2 separate regions of the Homo sapiens genome follow, and region 1 is linked to region 2. A link is an interaction called in ENCODE POLR2A ChIA-PET data of the cell type or tissue named here. Cell type or tissue: MCF 10A. All regions are shown on one strand. Links, peaks and the distances in the headings refer to the core of each region. The heading gives the core; the rest is flanking DNA.

Region 1 (8,000 bases), core at 1-8,000, 150 kb after region 2:
AGGGTCCTGCTGGTCCCGCCGGTCCTGTCGGCCCTGTTGGCGCCCGTGGCCCCGCCGTAAGTACCCTGCTGTGTCCCCCATGCCTTTAGAACTCTACAGATGCAGACAGTGCCCCACTCGATGCCAATGGAACTTCCGCCTGACAGTTTGTCCCTTTCTCTCTTCTAGGGACCCCAAGGCCCCCGTGGTGACAAGGGTGAGACAGGCGAACAGGGCGACAGAGGCATAAAGGGTCACCGTGGCTTCTCTGGCCTCCAGGGTCCCCCTGGCCCTCCTGTAAGTATGCTCAGCCCCTCCCCAGTCCCCATGCTGTGCTGTGGGATAGGAGGGGGAGCTTCGCCTCAGTTTCCCCCTCTGGATAGTCATTCTTTCCCCTCCCTAGTGGGGACTGGGGTCTGAAGATTTGTGGGCATGTCCAAGTAGCTTCTGAGAGGGTGAGGGGTACACAGAGAGGGATTATGGGAGAGGTCTCTGCCTATGGACACCCTCGGGCTAGATTTCCAGAATAATGAAGGGGCATGGGTTGCCCACACTGCCCTTGTCTCTCCAGCCAGGCCCTCAGGCTACATTTGACGCTCACTGGGCCTGAACTGCCTTTTTTATCTGTCCTTCAGGGCTCTCCTGGTGAACAAGGTCCCTCTGGAGCCTCTGGTCCTGCTGGTCCCCGAGTAAGTCATGCCTTCTCTCTCCTCTTCCTGAGCCCCAAGCCCAGGCTCACCTCGGGGACCCTTGCCAGGGACCCAGGCACCCTTTGCCTCTCTGGAGAAGGGTTCAGGGACAGGGAGTGGGCAAAGAGAGGAAGAATCCTGAACAAACAATCTGATCTAGCTTTGGCCTCTCTGCTCCCCAATCCGTCCTCCCCTGGCTCAGCGGCTGGGAGGAGCTATGGCATGTCCTATGGAAAGAGGCTGAGGCTGGCTCTATGAGCCGTGGGGCCAGAGCCAGCAGGGAGGGTGGTGGGCCTCTCCTCCAGAGCTGGGGTTGTTCGGGCTTCTGGCAGCCTTTCTCAAACCATTTCCCCCACTCCAGGGTCCCCCTGGCTCTGCTGGTGCTCCTGGCAAAGATGGACTCAACGGTCTCCCTGGCCCCATTGGGCCCCCTGGTCCTCGCGGTCGCACTGGTGATGCTGGTCCTGTTGTATGTAGCCCCTCATCCCCTCTGCTCATGGCCCTCCAGCCCCCAAAGCACTTGGATGCCGGTAATCCCCACTCTCTTCCCTCTCTGTGCAGGGTCCCCCCGGCCCTCCTGGACCTCCTGGTCCCCCTGGTCCTCCCAGCGCTGGTTTCGACTTCAGCTTCCTGCCCCAGCCACCTCAAGAGAAGGCTCACGATGGTGGCCGCTACTACCGGGCTGATGATGCCAATGTGGTTCGTGACCGTGACCTCGAGGTGGACACCACCCTCAAGAGCCTGAGCCAGCAGATCGAGAACATCCGGAGCCCAGAGGGCAGCCGCAAGAACCCCGCCCGCACCTGCCGTGACCTCAAGATGTGCCACTCTGACTGGAAGAGTGGTGAGGGCCTGCCCTAGCCTCTCCCTCCCTCCTACTCCTGCCATGCCAGGGTCCCCATGCCCATATGTGCCCCTACCATATGGTGCTGGCTGCTCCCTTTCCCTGACTCCATCTTGCCCTGCCCTACCACAGGAGAGTACTGGATTGACCCCAACCAAGGCTGCAACCTGGATGCCATCAAAGTCTTCTGCAACATGGAGACTGGTGAGACCTGCGTGTACCCCACTCAGCCCAGTGTGGCCCAGAAGAACTGGTACATCAGCAAGAACCCCAAGGACAAGAGGCATGTCTGGTTCGGCGAGAGCATGACCGATGGATTCCAGGTGCGTGAGCTGGACCTCAGAGCCAGTGTTAGGAGATGGGCTAGCCCAGTGCTCAGAAGGGACATGAAGTCCTGGAGTAGGTCTCTGCTAAGGGTGATGGACAGAGCTGGGCTGGGAGGCAGGGGTCTCAGGTCCCTGATAGTGGTTCAGACACAGGCTGCCGATGGGCAGGTGGTGCCTCCTCTCGATATAACGGTGCATTGGGCAGCTCTCTGAGGACCCTGGACAGGGAGGCCAGGCAGGACTAGAGGTTCCCGCATAGCGGCTCACTCTTCCCTCTCTCCCCTCCCCTGCAGTTCGAGTATGGCGGCCAGGGCTCCGACCCTGCCGATGTGGCCATCCAGCTGACCTTCCTGCGCCTGATGTCCACCGAGGCCTCCCAGAACATCACCTACCACTGCAAGAACAGCGTGGCCTACATGGACCAGCAGACTGGCAACCTCAAGAAGGCCCTGCTCCTCCAGGGCTCCAACGAGATCGAGATCCGCGCCGAGGGCAACAGCCGCTTCACCTACAGCGTCACTGTCGATGGCTGCACGGTGAGTGCCCAGAATCCCCAGGCAGGGCCCCACCTCTCCGGCCTTGGGCTTTTTGGCCAGGCCATAGTGCCCTCTCTCCATCACTCCCACGTGGTAATGCCCCCTCCCGTTGTCTCCGCCCCACCCCAGAGTCACACCGGAGCCTGGGGCAAGACAGTGATTGAATACAAAACCACCAAGACCTCCCGCCTGCCCATCATCGATGTGGCCCCCTTGGACGTTGGTGCCCCAGACCAGGAATTCGGCTTCGACGTTGGCCCTGTCTGCTTCCTGTAAACTCCCTCCATCCCAACCTGGCTCCCTCCCACCCAACCAACTTTCCCCCCAACCCGGAAACAGACAAGCAACCCAAACTGAACCCCCTCAAAAGCCAAAAAATGGGAGACAATTTCACATGGACTTTGGAAAATATTTTTTTCCTTTGCATTCATCTCTCAAACTTAGTTTTTATCTTTGACCAACCGAACATGACCAAAAACCAAAAGTGCATTCAACCTTACCAAAAAAAAAAAAAAAAAAAGAATAAATAAATAACTTTTTAAAAAAGGAAGCTTGGTCCACTTGCTTGAAGACCCATGCGGGGGTAAGTCCCTTTCTGCCCGTTGGGCTTATGAAACCCCAATGCTGCCCTTTCTGCTCCTTTCTCCACACCCCCCTTGGGGCCTCCCCTCCACTCCTTCCCAAATCTGTCTCCCCAGAAGACACAGGAAACAATGTATTGTCTGCCCAGCAATCAAAGGCAATGCTCAAACACCCAAGTGGCCCCCACCCTCAGCCCGCTCCTGCCCGCCCAGCACCCCCAGGCCCTGGGGGACCTGGGGTTCTCAGACTGCCAAAGAAGCCTTGCCATCTGGCGCTCCCATGGCTCTTGCAACATCTCCCCTTCGTTTTTGAGGGGGTCATGCCGGGGGAGCCACCAGCCCCTCACTGGGTTCGGAGGAGAGTCAGGAAGGGCCACGACAAAGCAGAAACATCGGATTTGGGGAACGCGTGTCAATCCCTTGTGCCGCAGGGCTGGGCGGGAGAGACTGTTCTGTTCCTTGTGTAACTGTGTTGCTGAAAGACTACCTCGTTCTTGTCTTGATGTGTCACCGGGGCAACTGCCTGGGGGCGGGGATGGGGGCAGGGTGGAAGCGGCTCCCCATTTTATACCAAAGGTGCTACATCTATGTGATGGGTGGGGTGGGGAGGGAATCACTGGTGCTATAGAAATTGAGATGCCCCCCCAGGCCAGCAAATGTTCCTTTTTGTTCAAAGTCTATTTTTATTCCTTGATATTTTTCTTTTTTTTTTTTTTTTTTTGTGGATGGGGACTTGTGAATTTTTCTAAAGGTGCTATTTAACATGGGAGGAGAGCGTGTGCGGCTCCAGCCCAGCCCGCTGCTCACTTTCCACCCTCTCTCCACCTGCCTCTGGCTTCTCAGGCCTCTGCTCTCCGACCTCTCTCCTCTGAAACCCTCCTCCACAGCTGCAGCCCATCCTCCCGGCTCCCTCCTAGTCTGTCCTGCGTCCTCTGTCCCCGGGTTTCAGAGACAACTTCCCAAAGCACAAAGCAGTTTTTCCCCCTAGGGGTGGGAGGAAGCAAAAGACTCTGTACCTATTTTGTATGTGTATAATAATTTGAGATGTTTTTAATTATTTTGATTGCTGGAATAAAGCATGTGGAAATGACCCAAACATAATCCGCAGTGGCCTCCTAATTTCCTTCTTTGGAGTTGGGGGAGGGGTAGACATGGGGAAGGGGCTTTGGGGTGATGGGCTTGCCTTCCATTCCTGCCCTTTCCCTCCCCACTATTCTCTTCTAGATCCCTCCATAACCCCACTCCCCTTTCTCTCACCCTTCTTATACCGCAAACCTTTCTACTTCCTCTTTCATTTTCTATTCTTGCAATTTCCTTGCACCTTTTCCAAATCCTCTTCTCCCCTGCAATACCATACAGGCAATCCACGTGCACAACACACACACACACTCTTCACATCTGGGGTTGTCCAAACCTCATACCCACTCCCCTTCAAGCCCATCCACTCTCCACCCCCTGGATGCCCTGCACTTGGTGGCGGTGGGATGCTCATGGATACTGGGAGGGTGAGGGGAGTGGAACCCGTGAGGAGGACCTGGGGGCCTCTCCTTGAACTGACATGAAGGGTCATCTGGCCTCTGCTCCCTTCTCACCCACGCTGACCTCCTGCCGAAGGAGCAACGCAACAGGAGAGGGGTCTGCTGAGCCTGGCGAGGGTCTGGGAGGGACCAGGAGGAAGGCGTGCTCCCTGCTCGCTGTCCTGGCCCTGGGGGAGTGAGGGAGACAGACACCTGGGAGAGCTGTGGGGAAGGCACTCGCACCGTGCTCTTGGGAAGGAAGGAGACCTGGCCCTGCTCACCACGGACTGGGTGCCTCGACCTCCTGAATCCCCAGAACACAACCCCCCTGGGCTGGGGTGGTCTGGGGAACCATCGTGCCCCCGCCTCCCGCCTACTCCTTTTTAAGCTTTTTCTTTCTTTCTTTCTTTTTTTTCTTAAATTCTTGCTTCCTCTTCCCCCCTCTTCTCCGTCCCTTCTCTTTCCCTTCACCTTCTGCCTGCTCCTTCCCAGAGGCCCTGAGAAGGCGAGGCCCGGAGGGAAGGTGACTGTTCGGCTCCCCCATCTCAGGTAAGGGGGACAGCGAGTGTGGTCAGCGGGGGACAGAGAATCCAGGGCGTCAGAAGTCCAGAGAGAACCAGGCACCCGGAGCCAGGGAGACAGCGAGACGACAGCTGGTCACCTCTCTCACCTCATCTCAGGTCTAAACCCAAAAAGAACAAAAAGCCCGCACTCCTCCCTAAGGTCTCCAGAGAGATGGACAAGTCTGTAGATACCATCCATCAGCAATACTAATATCGTGATGTCATTAAGTATTCATGGCCGTTCATTATGGCCTTCAATAATTCATCATTAGCACTTCTACCACACTTAGGACAGTGTAGAAAGGGAATCAGTGTAGAGAGGATAAGAATGATGGCATATAAATGAAGGCTTATTCATATGCAAATTACCCAAAGTTGTGTGATGCCTATCCATCTCTCTTTCTCTCTTTTTTTTGAGACAGAGTCTCACTCTGTCACCCAGGCTGGAGTGCGGTGGCGCAGTCTCAGCTCACTGCAACCTCCGCCTCCCAGGTTCAAGCAATTCTCATGCCTCAGCCTCCCAAGTAACTGGGATGACAGCCATGCACTACCACGCCCAGCTAATTTTTATATTTTTAGTAGAGTCAGGGTTTTACCATGTTAGCCAGCCTGGTCTCGAACTCCTGGCCTCAAGTGATCCACCTGCCTCAGCCTCTCAAAGTGCTGGGATTGCGGACATGAGCCACAGCACCAGGCTCCATCTCTTGATCAATGTGTTGATTGCTTGGTGATGCCTGCCATGCTGCCCAGGAAACCCTGTCCACTTGGACCTCTGGGACTTTAGGACCCTGGCTGTCCAGGCCACATCCCCATCTGCCCTCGTGGGGGACCCAGGGACATCCTGAGCCTGGCATCCAAGGCTCTACCTGGCCACTACCCACCTGCCCAGGCTCACTGTCCCCTCCCCTGCCCACATCTGTCACACCAACCAAAAAGGGTGGCCAACAGTTCTCACAAATGCACTGCATTTCCCCACTTCCAGGCCTTCTAGATGTCCTTTCTCTCTGCATGCTCAACACCCTACTGTCCGGGCCATGCTCAAATGTCTCATTCTCTTCCCATTCCCTTGCCCAACCCAGCCTGAGCTCAGCCCCTCTGAGTTTCCAAAGCTCTCCAGATCCACATAGCTCCCCTCGGTCCTTCATCCTAGGATTGTGGATGTGGTCATGTTTCCATCCTGTTATTCTCTCCAGACTAGAGGCCAGGTGTTGCAATGCAGGGCTAGGCAGAGTCTGTGCTTAGGTACTGGGGAGACTAAAGAGAGAGAGACTGAGCTAGAGAGGCCACCCATTAGGTGAGAGCATGGCGCTGTGTGTGCTTGGTGCACAGGAGTGAGCGAGTGTGAGAGGAAGAGCAAGTGGAAGGCCCATGGGGGAGCAGACAGCAACGGAGGGCGCAGGGCAGGGCTTTCTGCAGCAACAGACATGTCCTAGAGCTGCACCGCCCAGTGCGGTAGCCGCTAACCACATGCAGCTGTTGAGCATGTGAGATGCAGTTAGTGTGACTGAGGAATGCAGTTTCCACTTTTACTGAATTGCAATTAGTTTTACTAACTATATGTGGGATAAGGGTTACCATACGGGGCAGCAGAGCTGTAGGCAAAGGAGTGAATATGCCTCTTGTCACCTCTGTACAAATCTACATGTGGGTACGTGGGTGTGTGTGCACACGCGTGGGCATGTATGTGGACACACGCACTGTGGGTCAGGGCTGCAGCGGGGGCAGCCTTGTGTGGCAGTGCCCCATGGGCAGCTCTGAGCCTGCATCACGTGGTGTGGGGCCGGTGTGTGGTTTCAGTGTGTACAGGACAGGAGGGGAGGGGGACAAAGGGGCCATTGTGCCACATTCCCAACTCAAACCCTCCTTTCCGCTGACATCACAGCCGCCCTAAATACAGCCACCCAGACCCGCTCCCCGAGACCCTCACTATCTCCTGCAGGGTGTCACAGAGCCTGCCGCTCTGTCAGACTCACCTTTGTCTTCTCTGTGAGAAGGACCAGGCTCCTGATTTTTGGCTGATTTTTCAGTCAAGCCCAGATGGAAAATTCTAGAAAGGGAGGAGGCTTCATTTGGATTTTTAATTTCTGCTGCAATCTCAGAATCCTGGGTCCCTTTTGGGACCTAAGCCCCATCTCCTGGCAGGATTTTCTATCACCGGAATACAGTAGATTTTCCCTCCTTTTTTTTTTTTTTCCCCAGCACCTTAACTCTCAGCTTCCCAGACTTTCTCCAATGACAGAGCTGGGTGGGTGGAGGAGGAGAGGGGTTGCAAGAAAGCTTGCCGGCTGGGGTGAGGAGACTGTGTGTGGAGCAGGCGTGAGCGTGGGCCGCGTGGGAAAGAATGCGAGGCTGCCGTCAAGCCCAGCGTCCACACGAGGAGGCCTGCGATGGCGTCTGAGGGAGCAAGGTGAGTGCCACCAAGGGGTCTCTGTCTCCTGGGGGTGCCTGGTGATGAGAATGTGTCTCACTGTCTGTGCCCACCTACCTGTGCACAAATAAATGTATCTGTGTTCACAGGGGCCTATACACATGTATGTGTGTGGGTTGGGGTGGGCGGGCATCTGTGCATGATGAGGGCAGCTTCCCCACACGTATGGCAGTGAAAGCAACCCTGTGTGAACTGTGAGAACACATGGACTGTGGCATTTGGGACATATGTGTACATGGGCATGACAGAGGGCATAGGAGGGTCTGTCTGTGTGATATGGATGAATGGGGCGGGGGAGCAGAGAGGAGTGTGGGAAAAATTAGTGGGGGCTCGGTGTGGGAGGAGACCACTCTCCTGAAGTCCCCCAGCCAGTGGGAGCCCTGGTGCTGGGAAGGCTGAGTCTCCCTGTCCCCTTCCCCTGTGTGCGCTCCAGAGGGTATCAAGTCAGGCCGAGGGCATGTCCACAGTCAGGGAGGCAAGATCCTGGAAGCAGGAGGGGTCTTGTCCAGGAGGGTGGCAGGCCCTCCCCATGCAGAG
Region 2 (15,095 bases), core at 2,883-10,882:
CTCCCAAAGTGCTGGGATTACAAGCATGAGCCGCCGAGCCCAGCCCACTGTTGTTTTTTTTTTTTTTTTTTAAACAAATTCGTTATCTGGTTATTGTGGTGCCTGTAATTCCCAGCTACTCAGGAGGCTGAGATAGGAGGATCGCTTGAGCCCAGGAATTTGAGACCAGCCTGGGCAACATGGCAAGTTGTCTCTAAAAAATAATTAAAAATAAAATCCCAGATTATTGAGGTATAGCATGCATAGACTGGCTTAGATTTCACCATATAAATTGCAAGAATCATTGTTTCCCTCTGTCTCCTCTTCGGGTTCTCTAATAGGTTCCATTGTGCTTTTTTCTTTTATTGTAAAAAGTCTTGAAAATACAAAATGGTTTTCAGAAAAGCAGAATAGGAAAGCAGTCTTTAGTCATAATTGGGCTGCCTGCATGATATATTCTTTCTTATGTGAAGAAATGATCCTTATAGTCTTCATTTTTAGGGCTACTTTATGAGGCATGTATGCTGAATGTTTTCAAATGCATTTGCAGCAGCTAGAGTCCGAATTTGGTCCAACACCAGCAGGCATGGAGGTCCCTGCAGGAAAACCTCCAGGCTGTGCCTCCAAGCATCTCCTCGGGCTCTGTCCCGTGGCCTTTATCTGCTTTCTGCTTATCCATCCAGTTCCTTCTGATTGACACTTTACTAGGCTGTCTGCTGGCCCTGATCCTGGCTTTCCCTCTGGATGCTACCTTTGCGTGTACCCTCTGCCAGTCCACACCCACGCCAGCTCTGGATCCCTGGGTCCCTGCTTGTCAGGAAGTTCTAACACCTAGTGAAAGGATCATATGGGTTTTTCTAGCATGACCTAATGAGATTATGAAATATTTTAAAAATAATTTCCACATATTAAAACATTTTTGCATCCCTAGAATGAATGTTACTTGGTATTAGCAGCTGTTTTTTTTCTTTAAGTTGTAGTATAAGTTCAATTGGATTTACTAATATTTTATTTATTTATTTATTTATTTATTTATTTATTTATTTATTTGAGATGGAATCTCGCTCTGTTGCCAGGCTGGAGTTCAGTGGCACAATCTTGGCTCACTGCAACCTCTGCCTCCCGGGTTCAAGCGATTCTCCTGCCTCAGCCTCCCGAGTAACTGGGACTACAGGCACACATCACCACACCCAGCTAATTTTTCTGTTTTTAGTAGAGATGGGATTTCACCATGTTGGCCAGGATGGTCTCAATCTCTTGACCTCATGATCCGCTGGCCTGGGCCTCTCAAAGTGCTGGGATTACAGGTGTGAGCCACCGCACCTGGTCTTATTTATTTATTTATTATTTTGAGACAGGGTCTCACTCTGTCTCTTGGACTGGAGTACAGTGGCATGATTATAGCTCACTGTAACATTGAACTCCTGGACTCAAGTGATCCCCCGCTTCAGCTTCCTGAGAAGCTGAGACCACAGGTGCACCACCATGCTCAGCTAATTTTTAAAAAATTTTCTGTAGACACAGGGTCTCACTATGTTGCACAGGCTGGTCTCGAACTCCTGGGCTCAAGGGATCCACCTCAACCTCCCAAAGTGCTGGGATTACAGGCATGAGCCACCATGCCCGGCCTAAGAATGTTTACATCTATGTTTGTAATGGAGATATACCAGAAGCTGCAAAATCAGAGGTAACTTGTAGGCCTTGTTTATTTGACCAGCACAGGGTTTTGAAGCATTTGAGTTTGAATTCCTGAAGAAGGGGTGCACACTCACCAGTGCCTGCAGCTCCCACCTTTTCCTTTCATTTCATACCCAATCAGCTGCACCCATTTATGTTATTTTCTGGCTCTTGTAGACACCCCCAGTTTGTGGTTTTCTTTTCTCGTTGTTAAAGCTTTGGTAGATTTGGGAATCAGTTATTCCAGTCTACAACATAAGTTGAAGAGCATTTTTTAAATTCTGTTTTTGAAATAATTTATGTAACAGTAGACACTGCTATTCCTTAAGCATTTGAAAAGTCTTGCTAGCAAAAGCATCTAACAGGAGCCCTTTGAGAGCTAATTCTTTGGTAACTTCTGTTAAATAAAAATTATAGGAGGGCCAGGCATGGTGACTCACACCTGCAATCCCAGCACTTTGGGAAACTGAGGCAGGAGGATTGCTTGAGCCTAGGAGTTTGAGACTAGCCTGGGCAACATAGTGAGACCCTGTCTCTATAAAAATAAAAAAAAATTAGCCAGGCATGGTGGTGCACGCCTATAGTCCTAGCTACTAGGGAGGCTGAGGCAGGAGAATCATTTGAGCCCAGAAGGTTGAGAGTGTAGTGAGCTATGATTGTGCCACTGCACTCCAGCTTGGGCAACAGAAGGAGATCCTGTATAAAAAAAAAAAAAAGTATATATATATGGCTAATTTCCTGTGCTAGACCCCAACATACCAGACTAAAAATCAAAATGGAGTCACTATCTGACCTTGTGAGAAATCAAGAGAGAGAAATAATGGCCAATTTCCCAAACAGGCCAGTTTAAAATTTTAATTGGCATAAGTTCCCTCTGCTTTAATCCTTACATTACAAAGTTAGCCTGAAGTAACCTGATGTTCACTCATCAGTTATTTTCTATTGTTCTGTCTCTATATTCCTGCCTTACCACAAAAAAGTAACTTTGAAAATTAATGAAGATGCTCTTTGCTCATTGCATCTGCTGTTTTCAGCCCTTCTCTGTCTGTAAGCCCAACCTCCTCTGCTGGGCTCCCTGGAATACTTTTCTATTTTATGGGTGAAGTGTTGCCTGATTCTAGAATCACAAATAAAGCCAATTAAGATCTTTAAACTATTTTTGTTGTAATTTTGACTTTTGACCATCCTCCCATCTCCTGCCAAAAAATAGCACAAAATTCTGATAGCACAAAATAACCAATAGGGGGAAAATAGAGGTATTAAAGGACAAAATATCAATTTTGAAACCCCAGCATGAGTGAATCCATTTTGATTTTTAGTCTGGTCTGTTGGAGCCTAGTGCAGGAGCTCAGTACAAAACAATGGCCTCCTATAATTCTTACTTAACAGAATCAACATCGTCATTATGAATGTTATTCTAGAGAAAAATGTAAACACTCCACTGCATCTCTCTTATTTTTCTTTTGCAGTTATTTTATTTATATTGTATGTCAACAGTATGAAGTGTTCCAAAAATGAAAGGTCCACATATCTTTCATTTTTCTATTTAGCCAGCCGAGAGCCCATATGCAATATTCGCTTCCTCTTTGGTCCTCTAGTTGTCTAAAAAGCCTGTGGGGTGGGCACGTGTAATTCACCCGGGGATATGAACTGGGCTTCCACACCCAAGCTGAAGAGCACTGGTGATGGAATATTCTGCTCCTGCAAATCATCTTACTTCTACATGGGGTTGCTATAGGAAGCTGGTCCATAATTAGAAGTTGCCCATACGGGCTTTCACTGCTCCTCTGATCCACTTCCTTGACCTGCTTACTAAGCCTAGACAAAGTGCCCATTACTTGGACTCCCAGGGTTGCAGTCTCAGTGCTCAGCTCTTTCACCCCCAGATTCTATTGGCTAGTATATTTCCACTGTGAGAAGTAGAAACTCTGTCTCCACTCCATTCCAAGTGACTGAAACATTAATGAGGCCAGGTGTGGTGGCTCACACCTGTAATCCCAGCACTTGGGAGGCCAAGTGGGGGTGGATCATTTGAGGTCAGGAATTTGAGACCAGCCTGGCCAACATGGTGAAACCCTGTCTCTACTAAAAATTCAAAAATTAGCTGGGCATGGTGGCACGTGCCTGTAATCCCAGCTACTCAGGAGGCTGAGGTAGAAGAATTGAACCCGGGCGGTGGAGGTTGCAGTGAGCCAAGATCAGGCCGCTGCACTCCAGCCTGGGTGACAGAGCTAGGTTCGGTCTCAAAAAAGAAATAAATTAATAAATAAAATAATGAGGGGAAGGTTGGAAAGTTCATACTTTGACCCACTCTCTATTCTCCAAATACTTAACAATGAGAGATAAAGTTTTTAAAGGCATTGATAAGATATATACAAGCTTAAAAACAGGATAAACATTTAGGTGGATAAGAAAGAGAACAAACTGGAAAGCAAAGTGGTGAGTAGGACCAAAGCCAAGGGCCTATGGGGTAATGGGAACTAAAATGTTGCACAGGGAATGGGGGATGGAACCAGACTCTGGCAGCAGCCACAGACTAGAGTGAGGCTACCCTGCTTGTGAAAGGAGACTGAAAACAAAAAGTGCAGCTGACCAGATCTCAGGAGCTATGGCCCAAATGGTGGACCTAGGAAGGCTGCAGAACAAAAACAGCCTCACAACCCAGACTTAGGTCAAGCCATCCTCTAACTCTGGGTCTGCACATCTCCCAATATCAGTGAAGAGCATGAGTTCCCAACCACTATCACAAAACTATTTCTGGACTAGGGCACAGTGAATGCCATGACGAAACTAAACCCACCAGACAAAAAAGGAGAGAGTAAAAAGCACAATGCAAAAACAAAAATTCTCAGCTACAATGAGCCTGTAAACCCAAATTCCAAAGGACATGAAGAAATGGAATGATAAAAAAGATAGCCAAGCAATTCAACAACTGGAATATGAACTTTCTCCACATGAAATTCATCTCTTGGACTCATATGACAAAGACTTGAAAATAAGGATGGCTCAAAGAAGTAAATGAAGAAATCATCTGACAAACAAGAAATTATGAAACAAATGTAGATGAAAATGAAATGAAGATATACATATGAAATATAAATAATTATACATCTCAGAAATAAAAATGTAGAAAAGCAATAAAAATATCTCAAAAGATAGGGTGAACTTTAGACTGGATATAGTTGAAGATAAAATTAGTGAATTGGAAGATAGCTCTAAAGAATTGACAGTGAATGCAGCAAAAAGAGGTACTTTGATTAAAAATAAGAACAGTTTGAAGAGTAGGAGAATAGATTGAGAGACTCAAACTATGTATAACAGGATTTCCAGAGTAAGAAAATAAGGAAAATGGCAAGGAAATAATATTGAAGCTATGATAGCTGAGATTATTTCAGAATTCAAGGAAAATATTAGTAACATACAAGAGGATTTTGATTTTTAAAACTCAATCTGATACTCTAAGTTTTACTGTTTCTTTAATCAGTTTACATTTAGTGCCATTAATGGATTATTTGGATTTTCTTTGATTATGATTATTCCACATTTTCTGCTCACTGCCTTCTTTCTCCACTTTTTTTCCCTTTACTATATTCTGTTGGATTGGTAAAATCTTCTATTCTCCTTTTTCTCTTCCAGCAGTACCAGGGTTGGTACAGCTTTTATCAACTTACTTAATGGCTTTCCTTAATATTTTCTGTGCTATTCACTCCATTGGTGAGGGAGGGATTCCCATCCTAGGTTTACAGAGATGGCCAAACACACGACATTTGATTCTGGGCAGATGAGATTGACAGTAGTGTATTAGTCACATATACTCATAGCCCAGGGCAGGATATCACACACCATGCAGGGCCACACAGGGGTTGCGCTCAGAGACAGTGAGCAACTAAGGGCTGTGGGAGGCAGGCTTTGTAGTATCAAGAGGATGAGATGTCCCCTAGTTTCAGCAGGAAGATGTGACTGGCTTATGTGGATAATTATGCAGGCTGCAGGCTGGCAGGAAACTGAAACCCACTACTCAGGAATAAGCAGGAAGTGCTCCTGGTCCCCTTGATAAGGGGGGTTATTTGGCTGGGGGACCTTATCCAAGGGAGCAGAGTGAGGAGGTGAACTTGTGGCTAGGCCAGTCAAAGCCTCCCAATTTCACCGCATATAAAGTCAGTATCAGCATTTAATACTGCGCCTGAGTTTTAGGCCTTAAACGCATTTTGCTGTTAATTTTCCTTTCAGGGCTATATAGACTGTTCGTCTGCTATAATCTTCCTTAATAATTTAGAAAGCAAGAATTAGAATTCTTTAAAAAAATTTTTTTTTCTTTTTTTAGACAAGGAGCATCTTACTATATTGCCCAGGCTGGCCTTGAATTCCTGGACTCAGGTGATCCTCCCTCTTCAGCCACCCAAGTAGCTGGGACTACAGGTGTGCACCACTGTGCTAGCTCTAGAATTCTTTTTAAAATTCTACTTGTGTTTACTTACAACTTTTCAGATAATTTTAATGTGACATTGTTCCTCAGTGGGTAGGCCTGTGCAAACCTGTCGCCAAAGTCCAAGGAAACTGAGAGACTGAAGAAAAAGGCTGACAAATTCAGTTTCTTAGAAATAAACAATAGGAAATTAGAAACAGAAGCCAGGTCTGTGTCTTGTGCAGTGGCTGGCAGGGAGACAAGATGTTACCCCCTAAGACCCAGGGCTTATCTACCACAGGGAAGGGGTATATGTGATCCAGAAGGCAGGTGAAGGACAATTGAAGTATGATAACATCAAAGTTGTTTTGACCTAAGGGAGGTAAGTACCTGTTCTTACACAGGTAACAATAGATAGACTGGAAAGCTTAGAGGAATTCCCAGAATTGGGGCTAATCAGAAGTCATCATGGCGGCTTAGCCTCCAATATGGAGTTGCTTTAGCCTTCACAGATATTCAATGATCACAGTCCTCATAGAACTATAATTTTTATTTCCCATTGTAGAAAATTAGTTTCTCCCTATTCATCCCCACTTCTTTTCTCTCTCTACTATGTGAACAAGGATCATTCTCACTTGTTAAAAGTTCATCTGGGGTTATGAACTTTGTCATTTTGGTTTATAATGTAGCTAATTTCTTTTAAGGGAATAATCTCTCTTTTTTTTAATCTTCAGTTTTGAGACTATTTAAAAATATTTAGAGTAATGCATATATATTAACTTGTTCAATGCCCTTTGCCAAGTAGATAATTTAAAAAATTACTTCCTGAGGCAGGCAGATAGCTTGAGCCCAGGAGTTTGAGACCAGCCTGAGCAACATGGCAAAACCCCATCTGTATTAAAAATACCAAAATTAGCCAGATGTGGGACTACCGTCGGTAGTCCCAGCTACTCAGGAGGCTGAGGTGGGAGGATTGCTTGAGCTCAGGGGAGTGAGGCTGCAGTGAACCATGATCACACCACTGCACTCCAGCCTGGGTGACAGAGCAAGGCCCTGTCTCAAAAGAAATAGTTCAAAAATTTCAAAAATAAGGCAACGAATTAATTAAAAACTGTTTCAGAACAGCCAATGATCTCCCTTTCTTTCCCCTCTGCTCTCTACTTAGAATTAACCAGCCTGGCCCGTTTGCTTTGTTGCTTCCACATTCTTCTCTCTGCTCATATAAATATATGCAGATGTCAACCCTTTGGTAGGTTTCCACTCCATGTTTTACAGAAGTAAGATGATACAGAAATTACCCAACACTGTGTTTTTAAATAAATCATCATTTTATCATGGATACCCCTCCAGGTTAATACATAATAGCTACATAATGTTTATTACTTTAGTATAGATACACCATAATTTATTAAGCCATTCACCTGTTATTGGGCATTGAGGTCATTGCTAGTTATTTTGCCCCTACACATATGGCTTCAAGAAGCATCTTAGTTCATATCACCTGATATACTGGTGTCTTTATTTTTGTATGATAGATTTCCAAGAGTGAGATGGGTATGTACATTTCTCTTTTAAAAGATATTGCCAGAACATTGCAAAAAGGTGCTAGCAATCTGTAGTCTTGAGAAGACATGAAAACTCTCCTTCCCCTAAACCTCTAAGCAGGTGCTTCAAGCTAGATATTTTTCTCATTCTTGAGTATTTACATCTGATTTTTTCTCTACTGTCCTGGCATACATCTTCAAGTGATTTATTAAAGAAGAGTATTCAGGAGGGATTCTTTTAAAAATAACTTCCACACCTGAGGTCTTTTTGTTGCCTTCATACATGAATGACAACATGGCCTATCCTTTAGGTTTTTCTAGATCAGTGTAGTTCAAACTACAGGTCACAACCCACTCAATTTAAAGGATTATGGCTACATTTTAAAAAACATAGAATGGGGGTGGGACATGGTGACTTACACCTATAATCCTAGCACTTTGGGAGGCCAAGGCAGACGGATTGCTTGAGCTTAGGATTTTGAGACCAGCCTGGTTGTCTCTACTAAAAAAAAAAAAAAAAAAAAAAAAAATTGGCCAGGTGTGGTGGTGCATGCCTGTAGTCCCAGCTACTCAGGAGGCTGAGCAGGGAGGATTGCTTGAGTCTGGGAGGTGGAGGCTGCAGTGAGCCATGGTTGTGTCACTGCATTCCAGCCTGAACGACAGAGTAAGACCCTGTCTCAATGAAAAATAAAAAAAAATAAGTTAGTCGAGCATGGTGATGTGCACCTGTAGTCCCAGCTACTTGGGAGGCTAAGGTGGGAGAATCACTTGAGCCCAAGGGTTTGAGGCTGCTGTGAGCTATGATCATGCCACTGCACTCCAGCCTGGGTGACAGAGCAAGACCCTGTCTCAGAAAAACAAGAAAAACAAAGCTCCACACAGTGGCTCACGCCTGTAATCCCAGCACGCCTGGTCTAAAAGTACAATGTATTTCTAATGATGACTTGAGATAAAAAGAAATTGACATTTTCTTCTTTTGCATGCTGTAGTCTTGAGAAGACAGTGATTTATTCAAGAAGACTATTCAGGAGGGATAGCTCACAGCAGCCTCGAACTCTTGGGCTCAAGGGAAGTCTGAGATCATTTTAATTTAAGCTCTCTGTTATTTTTTCCCATTTGTTTGTAAGATCCTTATTTATCACTGCCCCTTCCTGCATTTAAATTTGTTTTAAAAACTTTTTAAAAAAAATATGACCAGGCGCGGTGGCTCATACCTGTAATCCCAGCACTTTGGGAGGCTGAGGCGGGTGGATCACAAGGTCAAGAGATCAAGACCATCCTGGCCAACATGGTGAAATCCTGTCTCTACTAAAAATACAAAAATTAGCGGGGCATGGTGGCGCATGCCTGTAATCCCAGCTACTCAGGAGGCTGAGGCAGGAGAATCGCTTGAACCTGGGAGGCGGAGGTTGCAGTGAGCCGAGATCATGCCAGTGCACTCCAGCCTGGGCAAGAGAGCGAGACTCCGTCTCAAAAAAAAAAAAAAAAAAAAAATCCAAGAGAACTAAAGATAGAAAAGTAAAATCTCTGGCCAACCATGGTGGCTCATGCCTGTAATCCCAGCACTTTACGGGCAGGTCACTTGAGCCAAGAGTCCAAGGCCAGCCTGGGCAACATGGCAAACTCCTTTCTCTACAAAAAAATACAAAAGTTAGCTGTGTGTTGTGGCACATGACTGTAATCCCAGCTACTGGGGAGGCATGAGAATCACTTTAACCTGGGAGGCAGAGGTTGCAGTGAGCCGAGATCGCAACTTTGCACACCAGCCTGGGCAACAGAGCAAGACCCTGTCTCAAAAAAAAAAAAAAGAAAAAGAAAAAGAAAAAGAAGTAAAGTAAAATCTCTCTTCCCTTTCAGTTTCCTATTTCAAGGGTGTGTCTGTGTGTCTGTGTGTATGTTCCGGCAATTTTCTTAACTTTTTTAACTTTGAGAATTCCATCATAGTGTGTCTAAGCGGGGCCCTCTTTTCATTAACTTTGCTGGGAAGTCAGAACATGCTCTCAGTTTCCAGTTGAGTTCTTTCTTTACAGCAGGAAACTTTTCCCCTCCCATTTCTTTGAATACTGCTTTCCCTATGTCTGTTTTGTTCTCTCCAGAATTCCGATTATTCCCAGGTTATATCCCCCGTGTCTGACCGCCTGCCTCTTTCTTTTCGTCTTTTTATCATTTTGCCCTTCGTCATGTTAATTTTATTTTCTCCGTGTCTTGTCTGCTATTTACAGCCTCCATCATGGTTTCCCACCAGAGCTATTGTGGTTTCTGTCTCCTTGCTACACTTCCTGCTCTCAGATGTCTCCCTCTTTATTAGGATCTTTTCTAGTTTCTAGATCTTTTCCAGCACCCCATGGAATCTTATTGAGAATTTGAATTAAATATTCAGATTTTTTTTTAAACTTGTGCTGTAGTAAATTCGCTCCCCCACAGAGAGGCAGCTTCCTCCAAACCTTCAGGGATGTTTATCTTTCAAGCTGCAGAATCTTTCCCCAGATCCTGTGAGCTTTACTTTGCCTGGAAAAGTGCACCCACAGTGCACTTGGGGCGGTCTGAAAACTGCGGGGATACGGAGTGGAAGGAAGCTTGGGGGCGCCCTTGCCTCATCATCCCTCCAGCCACCCTGGCCTCTAGTCCTTGCCCTTGAGTGCAGGGGACTCCCTGGGGTAGCTGGCATCTCCTGTTTTTTTGTTTGTCTGTTTTGAGACAGAGTCTTGCTCTATTGCCCAGGCTGGAGTACAGTGGCGCAATCTCAGCTCATTGCAACCTCCACCTCCCAGGTTCAAGCAATTCTCCCGCCTCAGCCTCTTGAATAGCTGGGATTACAGGCACCCGCCATCATACCTGGCTAATTTTTGTATTTTTGTAGAGACGGAGTTTCACCATATTGGCCAGGCTGGTCTCGAAATCCTGACCTCAGGTGATCCACCTGCCATGGCCTCGCAAAGTGCTGGGATTACAGGCGTGAGCCACAGTGCCCAGCCTTCCTGCTTTGACCTGAACACACAGGGTGACGGCTTGTTTTCTCTCAGTGATGCCTTCCATTTGGCCCCATAGTCACAGTCCGGTTGAAGTTCCTCCAGTTTCCTTGGTGTGGATGGCTAGTTTTCAGTTCTGTTGCAAGTCTTCCCCGTTTTCGGATGGCCATTTCAGGGGTATTTTGTTGGGATAGGAATCAGGGGAGACCAAGGACAATATCCAGAGAGCCATGTCTGTGCCACCTGTCTGCCAGGTGCTCCCAGCCAAGTGTTACATATTCACAATTATCATGTCTACTTGAAACTTTGAAAAGGAGAAAACGTAATTACTTTTTTTTTTTTTTGAGGCAAGGTCTCGCTCCATCGCTCAGGCTGGAGTGCAGTGGCATGATCTCAGTTCACTGCAACCTCCACCTCCTGGGCTCAAACGATCCTCCCACCTCAGCCTCCCAAGTAGCTGGAGTTACAGGCGTGTGCCACCCCGCCTGGCTAATTTTTGTATTTTTTGTAGAGATGGGGCTTTGCCACGTTGGCCACGTTGGAGCTTCCTATTCTTAACGTTCTACATTCCACACTTTTTGGCTTTTTTCCTGGTTACTGTGATACAATATTCTGAGGTCAAAGGCTCTGAAGACAGAAGCTTCTGCATGAAAATAGTATCAGGTGGCAGAGCACAGGCCTGGACAACCTCTGAACCACTCATCAGCTGTTACCAGGCATGCACAATCTCATTTGAGTGCAGCTCAAGGTCCCTTCGCTCCTCCAGGCAGGGCTGACCACACGTGCCCGATTCCCAGTGCATGTGCCCCCTACTTCCCCATCAGCGCACTTACCCATACGTGAGGCACTTGTTCCACTCTTGGTCTGTCCTGATTTTAAAAGGTTCCCCCCTGCTTTGATTTCTGATTGTGAAACACTTCAAGAGTCATCTGCTGTGCTTCTAACATTTTAAAAATTATCATAGAGAGGCTAAAACAACTAAAGCCATTCCCAGTTAATCAAGCCTCCCCGGTGTTTGTGCATCAGAGGAGATAATGCAGGAGAAAGCACTCTGAGAACAGAATGCCCAGGGCCCCGGGGGGCTTTGGAAACCTGGAGGGCTAGATCTGGAAACATTGCCTTTTGAAAAGTGGAAGCAGGCCCAGCGCAGTTGCTCATGCCTATAATCCCAACACTTTGGGAGGCAAAGGTGGGAAGATTGCTTGAAGCCAAGAATTCGAGACCAGTCTGGGTAACATAGCAAGACCTTGTCTCTACCAAAAAAGAAAACAAAATTAGCTGGGCGTGGTGTGCGTACCTACAGTTCCAGCTACTCAGGAGGCTGGGGCAGAAGGATCGCTTCAACCCAGGAGTTTGAGGCTGCAGTGAGCTATGACCATACCACTGCACTCCAGCCTGGGTGACAGAGTGACAGCCTGTCTCTGAAAAAAATAAAAATAAAAAATAAGTGTAAGCAACTGCAGTGGACTCTTGAATTCACCTTGTGCCAAGGCTGATTCATATTCTGGGCAAAGCACCAGGAGGGGAATGAGTTACATGGACGAGAAGCAAGTTCCCCCCATCCTTCCTGGAGAGTACCCTTGAGTCATTGACCATCCAGTGTCATCCTGTGACGAAGTAAGTGGTCTGTTCCCCCATGGTAAGGGGTCATGCTGTGCAGAACCAGACCTCCATACTAATTATTTGCTTCTCAGAATTGCTGGGGCTCTGAGGAAGCCCACATAGGCCTGACTCAGTTTTCACTTTGACTCACTGAAAAGAAACTGGCCTGGATTGGCCAGGGATTAACTTTGACTGGACAGCTGATGCCCTCCACAGAGTGGTCTTCAACCCTGGATGACCATCGCCATGAAGCGTCTTGATGTTGGGGAGTTCTGTCCAGGTTGACTGGGGCTCAGGGCCACATCCCTGTTGATCCTTGAGGAGGGGCAGCAGTTCCACCACCAGGCATTCTGGGAAGAGCTAGGTCCCATCATGAAATATCAGAAACTGGGAGGTGAACCTAAAGCTAGGAGGAAGGAAAGCCTCTCCTCTCTCAGGACTGGGTTGTTGTTTGCCCAGGACTCCAAGTAGAGAGGATATTCAGCTTTCATCACCCAGTGGATTTGAACTGAGCACCTACTATGTGCCAGTTACTATTCTTTTAAAACAATTAATTTTTTTGAGACAAGGTCTCTCTCTGTCACCCAGGCTGGAATACAGTGCAAGAATTATAGCTCACTGCAGTCTCGAACTCCTGGGCTCAAGCGATACTACCTCAACTCTTGTGTAGCCAGGACTACAGGTACATGCCGCTGGCCCAGCTAATTAAAACATTTCTTTGTGGAGACGGAGTTTCACTATTTTGACCACGCTGGCCTTGAACTCCCGGCCTTAAGAGATCCTTCCATCCTAGTCTCCCAAAATGCTGGGATTATATGCCTGAGCCACTGTGCCTGGGCCAAGCACTATTCTAAGCACTGGGATATAGGACAGAACAGTCTACCAAAGAGAGAAGGACATAAGCAGAAATGAATGAGTCAGAGAGACGCAGATAGCGGCAGACGCTGTGAGGATCATAAAGAGGCTGAAGCGATAGAGAAGGGCTCAGTGGCTATTGTAGATGGTGTGCTCAGAGAAGCCCCCCTGTGGCAACAGGAGGACAGAAAGCCATGACCAGGACAGGTTCTGGGGGTGTGCATCCCAGGACAAGCACAGGTCCTGTGGCGCAGTGAGTCCGGTGCATTCTTGGAAGAGAAGGAAGGCTCAAGGGGCTGCAGACGGAGGGGCTGAGGGGGAGCAGTAGGACCTGAGGGAAGAGTGATGGCAAAGGAGAAATCCTATACTTGAGGGCGGCTGCCCTGCCCGTAACAGCTGGCTGGGGTGTTCAAGGAGATGTCAGCAGTCCTGGAGGATGAGCTCAGGTTCATTGAGAAGCTGTCGCATGCGTTTTTCTATCTTCTGTTTTCTTCCTCTAGCCTCAAACTTACAGCAGTCCTTAGTAGTTAGAACCTTGTCTCCTCCTATTGTGGAAGGGTCTGAGCCAGTGCCAGGGAGGAAGAGGGTGGGGCTGTAGGAGGCTGGGATAGGTTGCGACAGAGGGGGCAGTAGGAGGAGAGAGCCAAGTGGGCAGTAGAGGCAGAGGCACAGGGCACAAGGATGACCCAAGGGAACAGGTCAGTAGGGCCCAGTGGGTCCCAGGAGTACTGCGGAAGGCTGGGCTTCCTGGAGTTGAGTGGAATGGGAATTGGAGCCCTCAGACTTGTGCCCATTGGGCAGACCCCAGCTGGTGAGGCCAGGGCGTGCTGATAACAGCAGTATCCCCTATAGCAGGTTTCCCAGCTGAGCCCAACCTGTAGAGCTGATGGACTGGGGACCCCATGGGTTCTGTTTATCTGAAATGATACATAGAGGGGCTTGGGCTCTTATGTGGAAGGAGGAATCATGAGCATTTCTTTTATTCACTTTTTGTTCAATTGGTCTACAAAACTTACTGAGCATCTATTATGTGCTAGGCACTGTTATGGGCATTAAGGATATAATAGTGAATTAAGTGGGCAAAAAACCTCTGAGCTCATGGGCTTGGGAGGCCAAGGCGGGTGGATCACTTGAGCCCAGGAGTTCGAGACCAGCTGGTCAACATGGTGAAACCCCGTCTCTACTAAAAATACAAAAATTAGCTGGGTGTGGTGGCATGCCTGCAGTGTGTGTGTGTGCATGCACACACCAGCAAAGAGGAAAATCCAGGAAGGAGAGAGAGGAAGTGGGAGAGGAGAAGGGAGGGAATGGAGGGGCTATCTCCTGGCCCAGCCTGGGAAACAGGTTGAGGATCCTCATGAAGACAGGTGTCAGGCCAGAAGCTGAAGGATGTGGGGACACTCTGGACACCTCTCTGCCCCTCAAAGTCCAAGTGACAGTGGGTGGTATGGAGCTGCCCAGGGCCCTTGTCCCTCTGTTCCTCTACCTCCAGATCTCTACAGAAAGTTGTTTCACGGCCCAGGGGCTCTGGGTGCCCCCAGCATGGACCAGCTGGCCCACGGCATCAGCAGAGGCCTCGAGTGCTGCATGGTTCCAGAATCCACGGCAGTGCTGGGCCCCTTATGAGGGAGCACGTGGGAAGTGGCTGGCTGTGGAGGAGGCTCGGACAGGGAGGCTTGCTGGGCACAGGGAGGCCAGTGCAGAGATGCTGGGGAGGGCGCGGCTGTGCGCCTGGGGTGCTGCAAAGCACTTTGTGGTTGGGCATCAGTGATAACATGGCCTCGTTTGCACTCACAGGCTATTAAGGCCAGGGCTGGAGGACTGGGAGATGCGGGTGCCCCTTCAAACCAACATTCTTTGAACACTTATTAAGTGGAGATGGAGAGAAACAGATGTTCTGTTAATAAAAACTAAATATATTCCCTTTCATTAAAAATGAGGGATTTATTGCATGCATTTGTTACATCCTCTTTTCTGAACTAGACAGTTTATTGTGAGGATTTTAAACTGTTTAAATATTAGGCAACAAAATAAATCTCTCCTTCTGGTGTGAGCAGCATCCCC

Evidence for each region. Peaks named below come from ENCODE experiments on the same cell type or tissue, not always from the same donor. Only the 100,000 strongest peaks of a DNase experiment are listed, where the experiment ranks them.
Region 1: POLR2A ChIA-PET joins it to region 2 with 5 read pairs; 9 of 35 experiments call an interaction of 5 or more read pairs at or near these places.

The regions. Positions count from the first base shown.
Region 1 is chr17:50,180,152-50,188,151 of GRCh38, reverse strand. COL1A1 (collagen type I alpha 1 chain) reads left to right here. Exons shown (of 51, transcript NM_000088.4): 44 at 3-56; 45 at 169-276; 46 at 615-668; 47 at 1,030-1,137; 48 at 1,230-1,512; 49 at 1,645-1,835; 50 at 2,132-2,374; 51 at 2,504-4,051. The coding sequence ends at 2,650. Among named protein-coding and RNA genes, the nearest start is that of COL1A1, 17 kb to the left of the region's middle. RefSeq lists enhancers at 2,769-3,759, 5,335-6,230, 6,690-6,984. In MCF 10A, for the core only: no CTCF peak of the experiment used is centred there; a DNase peak (open chromatin) is centred at 3,421.
Region 2 is chr17:50,328,627-50,343,721 of GRCh38, reverse strand. No RefSeq gene overlaps it. Among named protein-coding and RNA genes, the nearest start is that of XYLT2, 10 kb to the left of the region's middle. In MCF 10A, for the core only: no CTCF peak of the experiment used is centred there; no DNase peak of the experiment used is centred there.